Regions from separate parts of the Homo sapiens genome. Here regions 2, 3 and 4 are each linked to region 1. A link is a contact called in ENCODE Hi-C or POLR2A ChIA-PET data. All regions are on one chromosome and are shown on one strand. Each heading gives the region's core, a stretch centred on a gene start or an enhancer-like site at or near the end of the contact. The rest is flanking DNA. Distances are from core to core; before and after follow the strand shown.

Region 1 (2,901 bases), core at 117-2,616:
TAATGGGTACAAAAATAGAGTTAGACAGAAGGAATATGCTCTAATGTTCCATAGCAGAGTTGGGTGAATACAGTTAATAATAATTTATTGTATATTTCAAAATAGCTAGAAGATTTGAAATAGTCCCAACACAAAGAAATGATAAATGTTTGGGGTAACAGATATCCTGAACACCCTGATTTGATCATTACATATTGTATGCATATATCAAAATATCACATATACCCATTCATATGTTCAATTATTATGTATCAATTATTAAAAAGTAAATTAATGATTTAAAACAGACAGGGTTACAATCCACAGTGGGGAGAAAGTTGCTCATCTCTCAGCAACTGTAAACTTGCAAAGGTGAAATGAGTTACCAGAGCAACAGAAGCTTTCATTTCTTTCCCCAATGAAAGGACAGAGACTCTGATGCAGAAACTAATACAGATAAAACAAATCTCAGGCCGGGTTTGGTGGCTCATGCCTGTAATCCCAGCACTTCGGGAGGCTGAGATGGAAGGATCGCTTGAGCCCAGGAGTTCAAGACTAGCCTGGGCAACATGGAGAGACCCCGTCTGTATAAAAGAACAACAACAAAAAACAAAAACAAAATCTTCAGGAAAGGCTATCTTAATGGGGACGGAACAGAAACAAGCAGACCAAGTTTTCTTCCCCTGCTCAAGTGAAGAGAAAGTAAAGGGGCAGAAGGATAATCCTGGTAGTTACAGGATGGGCCTGTTACCTGATCTGCCGGGCTAGTTGGTAGGGGGTTGTGTTCCATGCCACAGCATCAATTTTCTGGCCTCCAGGAAGTGATATCTTAATAGTCCGGGGTTCCTTCTGTGCCATGCTTGCTAATCTCTTTACCTGAGCAGCCCACAGCTCCTCAAAAAGGCCAAGCCGCTCTGCCAACCAGCGTGGAGGGGTCGACACAACTGCCTGGAGGGAAAGATATATTAGCAGGTAACACACGTCCCATCATTCTTTCTTAGAATTGCAGATGATGGCACTTTGGGATGGTTAAGTGGACTTCGTCCGAATTCCTACTTTTTAAGGGGATTGGGTGATACAAGACCCTAGGCTGGGGGTCCTTCGAGCTCAGAGTCCCCCAGACCGCTAACTCGAGAATTAGATAACGAGTTTAGATACGAGTCCTTTTCTGGGGACTCGGAGGACCAGGGAGAGGAGGAGTGGCGTGAGGCTGGGTTAACATAAAAATTTGGGGGCTTCGGCTGGGCTAAGTCTGATGCGGATCGGAGCTTTGGGGGTGCCTCACGCACCGTGTGTAGCCTGCAAGCCTGTAAACCTTGGAGCCGGAGACACCGCCACCTCTGATACAGGGCCATGTTCCTTCACACCAGTGCCTACATCCTCAAACAGATTATCGCCGCTTCTCCTCCACGTAATTCTTCATTGGCTTCTGGTCCAACAAAGTCCGTGTCTATTGGTTACTACAGCTGCCACTCTAGTCTGGCACCACCTCCAGGAACTCCGAAGAGGTACACCCTACACAGCACCAGCAGCGGTGTGAGTGGTTCCGGCTGACCGGAAGACCGAAAATGTAACACACCCTCGCTATTCCCCCAGACCCGTGGCGTTTCAGCTGAAACCCAAAAATAGCAATTAGGCGTCCTGTGGCTTTGAGGACAAGGGCAGGTGAACTTTTGAGGGCGAGAGTGGGAGAAAACCAGACAGGAAATGGTAGTAATTTCCCTTTAACTATACATTTTATTTTACGTGGTCCTTACAGCAAGTAGCAAAACTTAAGAGCATAGACTGGGGAACCAGACAGACCTAGTGTAAATTCTGGATCTGCCATTAACTATGTAATTTTGGGAAAATTATTAAACTTCTCATATTTATTTAATAGAGACCGGGGGGGGCGGGAGGGGGGGGCGGGTCTCACTATGTTGGCCAGGGTAGTCTCGAACTCCTGGCCTCAAGCAATCCCTCCCCTCCCCCCCACCAAACCGCCACCGCGCTCCGGCCTCCCAGAGTTCTGGAATTACAGGCATGAGCCGCCTTGCCTGACCTATTTAATTTCTCTAAGCCTCAATTTTCTCAACTATAAAATGAGAATAGTGTTGCTCCCAATTGTTGAGTTAAATTTTATGTAAATCGTCTAGTGTGGCCCATGGTTTTTTGGTAATGGGCAAAAGCAACAAGAAGCTATTATGATAAATGACTGTAACAGTTTTATTTTTTAATTTTGAGACAAGGTCTCACCGTTGCCCAGGCTGGAGTGCAGGGGTACAATCATGGCTCACTGCAGTCTCGACCTCCTGGGCTCAACTGACCACCTCAGCCTCTGGAGTAACCACTTTAAAGCTGGAGCAAAGATGGCCGCGCGCAGTGGCTCACGCTGTAATCCCAGCACTTTGGGAGGCCGAGGCAGGTGGATCACCTGAGGTCAGGAGTTCTAGACCAGCCTGGCCAACATGGTGAAACCCCGTCTCTACTAAAAATACAAAAATTAGCTGGGCGTGGTGGTGGGCGCCTGTAATCCCAGCTACTTGGGAGGCCGAGGCGGGTGGATCACCTGAGGTCAGGAGTTCTAGACCAGCCTGGCCAACATGGTGAAACCCCGTCTCTACTAAAAATACAAAAATTAGCTGGGCATGGTGGTGGGCGCCTGTAATCCCAGCTACTTGGGAGGCTGAGACAGGAGAATCGCTTGAACCCGGGAGGTGGAGGTTGCAGTGAGCCGAGATCACGCCATGCACTCCAGCCTGGGGGACAAGAGCGAGACTTCATCTCAAAACAAAACAAAAACAAAAAAGCTGGAATCAAGAATCTGCAGAGGTCAGTTTGAGTCCCTTTATACTCATGGTGCTTAATAGGGACTTTATAGACCTTTTAATCTTTTTTTTTTTTTTTTGAGATGGAGTTTCACTCTTGTTGCCCAGGCTGGAG
Region 2 (2,901 bases), core at 111-2,610, 490 kb before region 1:
GAGTAAGCTGCAGCTCTCCCTGTATAGGAGCCCTCAAATACATCTTAGTCACCACTCGTTCACGTTAGGAGTTAAGACCAGCTTTCTAGGAAAACCATGTTGCATCTTCCAACAGTAATTACTTCTGAAACAGTAATTTTACCACACGACTCAAGGGGAAAACTTTTTTTTTTTAAATTTATAAAGGAGTTGGGGGTCTCGCTATGTTGACCAGGCTGGTCTTGAACTCTGACCTCAAGTGATCTGCCCACCTCGGCCACCCAAAGTGCTGAGATTACAGGCATAAGCCACGGCGCCAGGCCAAGGGGAGAACACTTTTTTTTTTTTTTTCCTGAGACGGAGTCTCACTCTGTCGCCCAGGCTGGAGTGCAGTGGCGAGATCTCGGCTCACTGCAAACTCCACCTCCAGGGTTCAAGCGATTCTCGTGGCTCAGCCTCCCGAGTAGCTGGGATTACAAGCGCGAGCCACCGTGCCCGGCTAATTTTTGTATTTTTAGTAGAGACAGGGTTTAACCATGTTGGCCAGGGTGGTCTCGAACGCCTGACCTCAGGTGATCTGCCCGCCTCGGCCTCCCAAAGTGCTGGGATTACAGGCGTGAGCCACCGCGCCCGGCCGGAAAACACTTTTTAACACGAAATCGAATACGGATAAACGTGGTGTCATTTGAAAACTCATACATTTTACAAAACAAAAGTTGGGGTGGCTCTTTCAGACAGGGCCGCCGGGTGTGCGCAAGTTCGGGTTTGCTCTTCCTTGCCACGGGGGTAGGTCCCGTAGCACCTAGGTGGAAAGGCCGCGGCTTTTACGGCGGGGTAGGCGAGGGTCGCCCGAGTGATCGCAGGCTCCGACTGGGTCTCGAGGGTCGGCTGCTTCGGTCTGCCCTGGAGAGGTTTTCAGCTTCGGCGCGAGGCACTTGGGCAGGATCCCCGGGCTGCACCCTCCTCCGCCCGCGCCCCGTGGGGCTGGAAGTGGGAATGTGCCCACCCTGGCGGGGACCGGGGGCCGCACAGCAGTTGGGGGTGGGTGGGGGTGGGTAGGAGTAAGGGGACAGGGACACCGCCGCTCGGAGCCCGGGACCCCGCGGCATCCAGTGCGTCTGTGTCGGTCCCAGTGGGAGACCTCCCACCCCGAAAAGAGACCGAAGTGGCGGAAGGAGCCCGCACCCGCCTCCCCAGGTCGGCGGTTTCTCTAGCGCAAGGTGACGGGCGTGGACGCGGCTGTGGGGCCGGGAGCGGAGGGTTGGGGTCTGGCCTCCCGCGCCGGGGCGAAGGGGCAGCCGCAGCGCAGAGGCCCGCCCCGCCCTCCCCTCCCGTCACGCCCAGCCTCCCGGCCCTTGGGCTGCTCGCGGCCTTTTTTTCCCGGCTGGGCTCGGGCTCAGCTCGACTGGGCTCGGCGGGCGGCGGCGGCGGCGCCGGCGGCTGGCGGAGGAGGGAGGGCGAGGGCGGGCGCGGGCCGGCGGGCGGGCGGAAGAGGGAGGAGAGGCGCGGGGAGCCAGGCCTCGGGGCCTCGGAGCAACCACCCGAGCAGACGGAGTACACGGAGCAGCGGCCCCGGCCCCGCCAACGCTGCCGCCGGGTGAGTCGGGGCCCCCGCCCGGCGCCCGAGCCCCGCGCGGGGGTGGGAAGGGGCTGCGGAAAAGTTGGGAGCCCCGGGTGCCGCTTTGTCGCGGGGCCGCGGAGGGGTCGGGCTGGGAAGGCCGCGGGGCCGGGGCGAGGAGGGAGGCGGCGCTGGCGGGGGGCGCTGCGGGCGCTCATGGCGGCGGCCGCCGGGTAAGGCGGGCGCAGCGCCTCAAGGGAGCGGCCGGGGCCGGCGGGCCTGGCGCCGCGGTGTCCGCGGCAGCGCCGCCCTGAGCCGGAGAAGCTTTCCCGGGCAACAGGTAGGGCGGAAGGTGGGGACGCGGGGGCTGCGGGCGACGGGGCCGAGCCGTGGGCTTCCCTTTGTTGGGGAGTGGAGGAGCTTGGTGACCATTGGCGCGAGAGCCTCCACCCTGGCAGCGGCCCGCGGGGTTGCCCTGGCCTGGACGCGTCCTGTGGCTTGGGTGGGAGGAGAGGGGAGGGCCCTGCCCCGTTTTCTTCCTACCGGCCCACCGTGCCCACCTCGCAGGCGAGGTCAGAGCTTCCATGTGCTTAACGGGAAACAGGAAGGAGCGGCCCGGAGCGCCTGCCCCGGCCCGGTAGGGCTAAGGCATACCGTTATGAGGTGTGGATGGCTGGCAAGGGAGCTCCTGGTGGAACTGGCTTTCTGGGCCGTAGCTTGTTAATCACTAGAGGCCCGTGGCAAGTGGGTTGACTGCAGGTGTAGAGCACTCATCTTTAGCCTGCAGTTGGAGTCTCTCCCTCCCTAAGCCTAGCTCCTGGCATCAAAACCTGGTTTCAGTCACCTGAGTTGCCAGGCCCAGGTTCAGGGGGTTCTGAGGATCGTGGCGAATGCAGTGAGCCCCTGTTCCTGGAGAAGTGAGTCCGAGCAGGCCTCCAGCAGGCAGTCACCCCCATATCTGTGCTGGGGCAGGGGTGGGTGGCGGTTGCTGCCGCATACCGGAGTCGGGATGACCGCACCGGGGTGTGAGTGGCTGCACATGTAAAGGGGCTCCTAAGGGTAAGGACTTGCCTGCAGTCCTGTCCCTGAGGACCTGGCGCTGACCATACCGTGATCTGCACAGTCTGTTCCAGAGAGGGATCCTTTTCTCCCCTGGTCCCCCACTTCCCTCACTGGGGCCTCTGGCCAGATTTTCCCCTGGGAGGAAGGGCCTCCTTTTACCCCTGTCACTGGCCATAGGCTGGCTGATCCCTCACTGTGTCCTTCAACACCGCCCCAGCTGTCTCTCAAACCCACCGGCGTCTCCCTGCCCCTGGGGCCATAGTCTCATGCAGTGTTTTGGTCCGTGGAGGCCTTTGGTGGGA
Region 3 (2,901 bases), core at 107-2,606, 480 kb after region 1:
CTATTGTATGTCTTGGATATGCCCCCATGCAAGGCACTCTGACTTGTTTGGCCTTAGCATGTGTGGACAGCCTTGGGCCCAGCCCTAAATTTTCGATTGTAAACCCAGGTGTATCCCTAAGAGATATAGCTGTCTAGGAAGTTTCCCTGTTTCAGGTGTCAGTTTCCTATTCTGAGCTAGACAATTCTAAAATGCCTATGCCCCACGCCTCCCCTTTAGAAACTGAGGAAGAAGTGAGGGGAAAGAAAAGTTGACTAGAGTATTTGTTTTTACATAGGCATAATGGGCACAATTAGGCAATACATTATTTTGAATATGCAGACCAGGTGCTATAATGTTAGGAATCTGAATTAAAATTTCAAATGTCTTTTGTTAGAGTATAGCCGGGGTTGGCATCGTTTTGTGTTTGTCATAAAGAGGTATTTACTAAATGGCCTTTCTTTCTTGAAACAGTCCACACAGGCCTAATACTTATTCATTCATTCAACAAATATGGAAGGTCTACTATGTGACAAGGATGGCTTATTATGTTCTCATAGCCATAGCTCATTGTCACTCAGGTAGGACACATACAAGTTCTGCTACATATAATATAGTTTTATGTATTTTACTAAATTGTAAAACCTTTGATGTCTGGGATTATGTCTTGTTAATTTTTGTATCCCCCTGTATCACTGAGAGCAGTGATACACATCACAGGGATACAATACATATTTGAATTATGCCATAATGTTTTAAAAGACATAACAAACGCACTAGAAGACATAACAAACGCACTATGTAAGTTTTTTTTACTGTTAGCAGTCTAAAGCAGATGTATCAACAGGGTATCACTGTTATGCAAGTAAATAAATATTAAGTGTTTACAGAGAAGGATATGTTCACTTCAAGAGTGAAGGAACAAGAGAAATATATAATTGGGTGGAGACTGGTGTGGAAGAAGCTAATCTTCCTCCGGTCACTCCAGAATGATTGTGTAGAGTTACTAGAATGTCAGTCTTTTCATTCTGAAGTATTTTCATCTCTCTCACCTTTCTACAACTACTCCACCCCTTTCAGCTCCTTCCCAACGGCTGTAGCCAACTGATTCTACCCCAGAGTCCTAAGAGTCCACCCTGTACTCCTCCAACTCCTGTTCAAGAATGCTCCAGACCAGGAGCTTTAGGGACTCGGGTCGGGAAAACACGGGGTCACGCGCGGGGCAAGCGCCAAACTGGCCGCAGCCTGGGGAGCGGCGCTAAAGGCGGGGCTGCGACGGGGCGGAGCGGGAGGAGGCCCGGGGGCGGCCTGGGTGTCACCACCAACCCGCTCCGGCCGGAAACTGGCGCCTGTTTCCGGCCGGACAGCAGAAAGCCACCGATCCTGAACCAGCCGCCGGAGCCGGAGTGGCGACCGGGTGCGGAGTGGGCAAAAAGCCACTGGGGGAGGCCAGTCCCGATCAGTCCTTTCTGGCTCCAGCTCCAGATCCCGTGCGGAGCAACAGCTGCGGTCGCAGTCTCCACCACCGCCTCCACCTCCATCGCCGTCGGGGGAGGGGCCGGCCGGACCCCGGGGTCACTGCCGAGGAATGAAGAGAGGCGGCCGGGCCCCGCGCTCCGCCCCGGCCTAGGGCCTTGCCCCGGGAGCCCGCGAGGGTAACGGAGCCCCCCGTCCTGACACCGTCCCCCGTCTGCTCCCGCCCCTCCCGGCTTCTCAGACTCGCAAACTCTGCTCCTCAGATCGCCACTGTCCCCTTTCTCCTTTCTGAATCTGTTTCACCCGAAGCCATCTCCCCTCGGCACTCCTTTCTCGCCCTGACTGCTCCTTGCTTCGTCCCGATCTTTCCTCCTCCCTTTCACCTGCGTCCTGCGTTCCTACCCCGCGCTCTCCAGCTCCCGGCCTCCCTTCCTGAGCTGTGCTGGCCAGTTTGGACGGTCCCCCCTTGTCAGCTAGACTTTCGGGAGGGATGGTGGAGTTTTAAGGTGATTAAGATGCAGTGTATTATCCCCACAGTAGGATAAAGTTCATTTAAAATCTCAATATAATACTAAAATGAAAAGCAAATAAGCTTATTCTTCCTATTGATAGCCAAACTAAGGTGCATACAGTAATGGAGGAAAGGCGAGAAAAAGGTGTGTGTGTGTGTTTGTGTGTGTGTGTGAGAGAGGGAGAGAGACGGAGGTTGACGGATTCTAGGGCAGTCTTAAGAACTTTAGAAAAAAGAAAAGTTGCCATGAGCCGATGGAAACTTTAGAAGCTGATGATGAGTAAGCCGGGGGCTGCGTGATCTCACTCTTCTCATAATTACTAGGTTAACGGTGTGGCTCCGGTCGGGATGGAATGGGATTTGTTTACTGGGCCGGCGTATTTTTAGCTTGTCGGCTCACAAGGACCAGCGCTCAGAGTCTCTTTCTCCCCGCTCGTGGTAGTCTTTCTTGTCTAACCTAGGTGGCTTCTCTGGGCACAATAAAGATGTAAAAATTTGAAATTAGAAACTGACTGGTGGAATTTTATGGAAGAAGTTCCCCACAAACTTTTCAGGCAGCTTTTCACGAATGCAAAGCCTAGAATTAGCAGGACGTTGACTTTTATTTTCCTTATCTTTTTATACGTACTACGTAACGCTTTGCTTAGAAATTCACATGCTGCTAATTTTTCAGTCTTTGGCCTCTAGTACTGTATATTTAGGAGATTTTTGAGGAGGCTGGATCCCTTTGTCTTTCAGAATCTATTTCAAAGGTGGAAAAGGACAGAGTAGAGAAAGAGGTGGCGGTAAGACTGGCTCCAAAGAGTTGCTAACCCCTAAATATTTAAAAAAGTTTCTATGCTATGTAACTTCTGAAAACATGTAGAAAATTTTCTTCCTACTAAATGAGATTGCATTCCTGATGGGGAGAAGACTTCAGGGACGGAAGCTGGGTG
Region 4 (2,901 bases), core at 123-2,622, 420 kb after region 1:
TCCTGAGCATAAATGTGAATAAAGTGGCAAAGATTCAAGACACTCATAGCTGTATATAAAATTAAGTGTTGATGGTGTTCAATGTGACAGATACGGAGGTTAATCCAGGAATAAAGTAATGTGGGTCTCCGTTAAGAGTAGTTCATTAGTGGCAATGGGAATGGCTGTGAACCTAAAAAACATCTTGAAGGAAGAACTGGCTGTAAGGGGTCAACTGAAATATGGAAACAAAACAAGAAAAATGAAGGTTATAACACTGATGAACCAGGATAATTATGATGCCACAAATTATGATAATACAAATTTATTTTGCCTTCTTAATGCTTTCAGATCAGAGTGTTCTGCATCTGCCTGGGCAGATGGAAGCTCAGTTTATGCAGTACCTTTGTAGGTCGAAGAAAACAAATTGCCTTCAGGTGTTTCATGATCTCTCGATTTTGAGAATCAATGCGTTCAAAGAGGTACACTTCCTTCTGTAGAATCTCCGATTGTGTGTATACCATACTCACTATGCCAGTCTGTAAAAACAAAAGATTAACTAAAAGTATGCTAGTCTAGAATAATAAAAACAAGTAGCACATCTAACCCTCTTTTTTCATTAATACTTAGCTGGATAACTTAAATAGTAATATACGGAAAACATTTACTGAACATCCAAACAGGTAGGTAACATACGAGAATGAAAAATACGCTCTATCCTTTCAGCTGAAGCTTCAAGATTAAAAACAAAAAACATGGTCTCTTTGAACAGGAACAATCCATAAGTTTCCAAAAATATTTTTTTCTATCACCTTAAAGAGTTTTGTTTTCTGGTCTGTGGCCAACAAATAATCTGTCATTTCAGCTTGAGCTCCAACAGCTTTACTTTAAAAACACAATGTTGAGTGGAAACAGTAGGCCCATCCCAAAGCCTTCCAAGTGCTCTGACATATTAATGATTTCTTGGCGGGGACATTTAGAAAAGGATTTCTGATTCCAATAAATTGTTCCGGGTAGAAGTAGTCTCTAGGCAGTGGCTGGAGCCATGTAGACTGAAAACCCACCGGGCAAGCTTTATATAAACAACTTTTCAATTCCACACAAACCGACCCTCATTTTCGTATGTTTAATTAAATGCTAAGTCCTACAGTGGAATGGGACGAGCAATTGTAAGGTTGAGAGGGTTCCTTCACAAATGCTGAGCAAAAGCAAACTCACCGTCTCTTTATCCATGAGAAGTACTTTCATACCAGGCCCGCTGTCCTCTATCATTTTGGAAATGTACTGCTTCACAGCAAAAACCACGTTCATGGCGGCGAATTGACAAGTACCCTACAGCCCTTCCCGCCCCCTTTTCTGGCTAAATTAACCCCCAGTCTGTTGGCCGGGTCTCAGCTGCTTCCTCCCAGCCGGGATTCGGCTTCCGGGAGTCCGGGCAGCCACGGTGCTGGGAGTTGTAGTTCCGCTGGAGTGTACAGGGGACCAAGCCTACCCCGGGGATGGAAAAATCCGGCTGAGACGGCCTGGGCCGCTGCCACGCGCGGGCGTTATTCTCCACCCACCTGCGGCCTGAAGATGCCTGAGGCCCGGACTCTCAGACCCCTATTGCCCTTTGGTGCTGGAGGCCCAGCGGCAGCCTGAAGCCCAAGAGAGTGGAGCCTCGCGAAATGAGGAACCTGGCACAAGGTTTGCTTGGAAGCAGGAACGACGGAGTGTGGCTACGTGCCCTATTTGCCATTAACGCTTTCTTGCATGGCAGTGAGAGATGAGGGCAAGGGAGGTGGCATAATGCTCCCGGCCGCTTGGGACTCGGAGAGACGGCATTTAATAAATCACACGCGGTATTTGCGAAACAGTGGTCGAGATTCGTCTTCCCGGGTTCATTGCGTCATTAATAGGCGGGAACAGTGCCCCTGTGTTGAGGCTGCAGAGGCCCTAATTGGTTTTCCCAAGACAGAGGGGCATATGAGATTGAACAAATATTTGTTGAATGAATGAACAAAGGGAACGCCTTTTAGGGATGTTTCTGGGGGAAAGGCCTGAGGTTCTCCAGGAGGGTCTGCAGCTAGGGTCGGCCGTGGGGGCTCGCAGCCCGCGGGACCACCGGACCTGCAAGCGTCCCCCTGCCCCGCCCCCGCCTCGGCGCTCTGAGCAATTGGACTCTGCCAGCTCTAACTCCGGCGGGACTCTGAAACTCAGGCAAGAGCCGAGGTGACTGGGTCCTTTGAAATGGGTAGGGGACACGTATCCGGTAGAACTAAAACTAGCGTGGGGATTTGAAGCCAAAACTCTCAAGTTTTTACTGAATCTTAAAACCATCAACTTCCAAATGTCTGCATTTGTCTTTACACCACACAGGTCTCCCCTCTATCATGGCATTTGTCGAAAAGGAGGGTAGATGTTTGTTTTTCGCACCTTTACTTTGGGGAATTGTAAAATCAGGAAGATAATAAGAAACAATTGTTAGAAATCAGTAACTAAAAATGCTTATGAATATTTCCACCAAAATAATGACCAGTGTTTGTGAGGTCAATAGATTCAGGATTACCAAATAAATTCTTTCATTATATTTTAAGAAGTACACAGTTAAAATAGACCAATAGCACTTTAACATTAATCAGCTTAAGATTATGCAATATTATATATAATTCTCAAATCCCTTAAGGGAGATCAGAAACTACTGAAATATAAGAGATTTTTGTCACCTCTGAAATTGTGAAGAATATGTTTTTTTTCTTTCAGCTTTTCTACCAAGTAAATAAAGCTTCCCTTTAGGCATTTTACTAATTTTTAGATGTGTTTTGAAAGAAAAGTCTTAAGTTATATATTAAAGTGAAAATGTGAATCTTTAAATGGATACAAGAAATGTTATATGAACATTCCATTCTTATCAATTTAAATGTTCGTATCTTACAGAAAACA

The links. Hi-C counts contacts between places; a loop is a spot of excess contacts on that map. ChIA-PET counts read pairs that join two places held with the same protein, here RNA polymerase II (POLR2A). Pooled maps may share reads with other maps.
Region 2: a loop to region 1 is called in a map of naive thymus-derived CD4-positive, alpha-beta T cell, with 2.1 times the contacts of the local background. The contact joins the promoter of CERS2 here to the promoter of TARS2 in region 1. A Hi-C loop is called at or near these places in 1 of 168 maps with a recorded cell type or tissue (naive thymus-derived CD4-positive, alpha-beta T cell), 6 of 37 single-sample maps with no recorded cell type and 10 of 50 pooled maps. POLR2A ChIA-PET finds 5 or more read pairs at or near these places in 6 of 52 experiments (A549, A673, BJ and 3 more).
Region 3: a pooled map shows a loop between it and region 1 (22-fold over the local background). The contact joins the promoter of OTUD7B here to the promoter of TARS2 in region 1. A Hi-C loop is called at or near these places in 2 of 37 single-sample maps with no recorded cell type and 10 of 50 pooled maps. POLR2A ChIA-PET finds 5 or more read pairs at or near these places in 2 of 52 experiments (K562 and activated T-cell).
Region 4: a loop to region 1 is called in a pooled map, with 10 times the contacts of the local background. The contact joins the promoter of VPS45 here to the promoter of TARS2 in region 1. A Hi-C loop is called at or near these places in 1 of 37 single-sample maps with no recorded cell type and 5 of 50 pooled maps. POLR2A ChIA-PET finds 5 or more read pairs at or near these places in 2 of 52 experiments (CD8-positive, alpha-beta memory T cell and activated T-cell).

The regions. Positions count from the first base shown.
Region 1 is chr1:150,485,884-150,488,784 of GRCh38, reverse strand. It overlaps TARS2 (threonyl-tRNA synthetase 2, mitochondrial), which reads right to left and starts at 1,366. Exons shown (of 18, transcript NM_025150.5): 1 at 1,269-1,366; 2 at 731-927. The coding sequence starts at 1,334. RefSeq lists enhancers at 1,272-1,541, 1,035-1,541.
Region 2 is chr1:150,973,294-150,976,194 of GRCh38, reverse strand. CERS2 (ceramide synthase 2) reads left to right here and starts at 1,360. Exons shown (of 11, transcript NM_022075.5): 1 at 1,360-1,576. RefSeq lists silencers at 1,056-1,495, 1,516-2,005, a cis regulatory region at 2,181 and enhancers at 2,109-2,253, 2,211-2,901.
Region 3 is chr1:150,009,181-150,012,081 of GRCh38, reverse strand. OTUD7B (OTU deubiquitinase 7B) reads left to right here and starts at 1,356. Exons shown (of 12, transcript NM_020205.4): 1 at 1,356-1,634. RefSeq lists silencers at 1,195-1,244, 1,505-1,794 and enhancers at 2,315-2,364, 1,729-2,611.
Region 4 is chr1:150,066,247-150,069,147 of GRCh38, reverse strand. VPS45 (vacuolar protein sorting 45 homolog) reads right to left here and starts at 1,372. Exons shown (of 15, transcript NM_007259.5): 1 at 1,198-1,372; 2 at 384-518. The coding sequence starts at 1,290. It also overlaps a transcript of OTUD7B not described here. RefSeq lists an enhancer at 1,416-1,745 and a silencer at 1,956-2,195.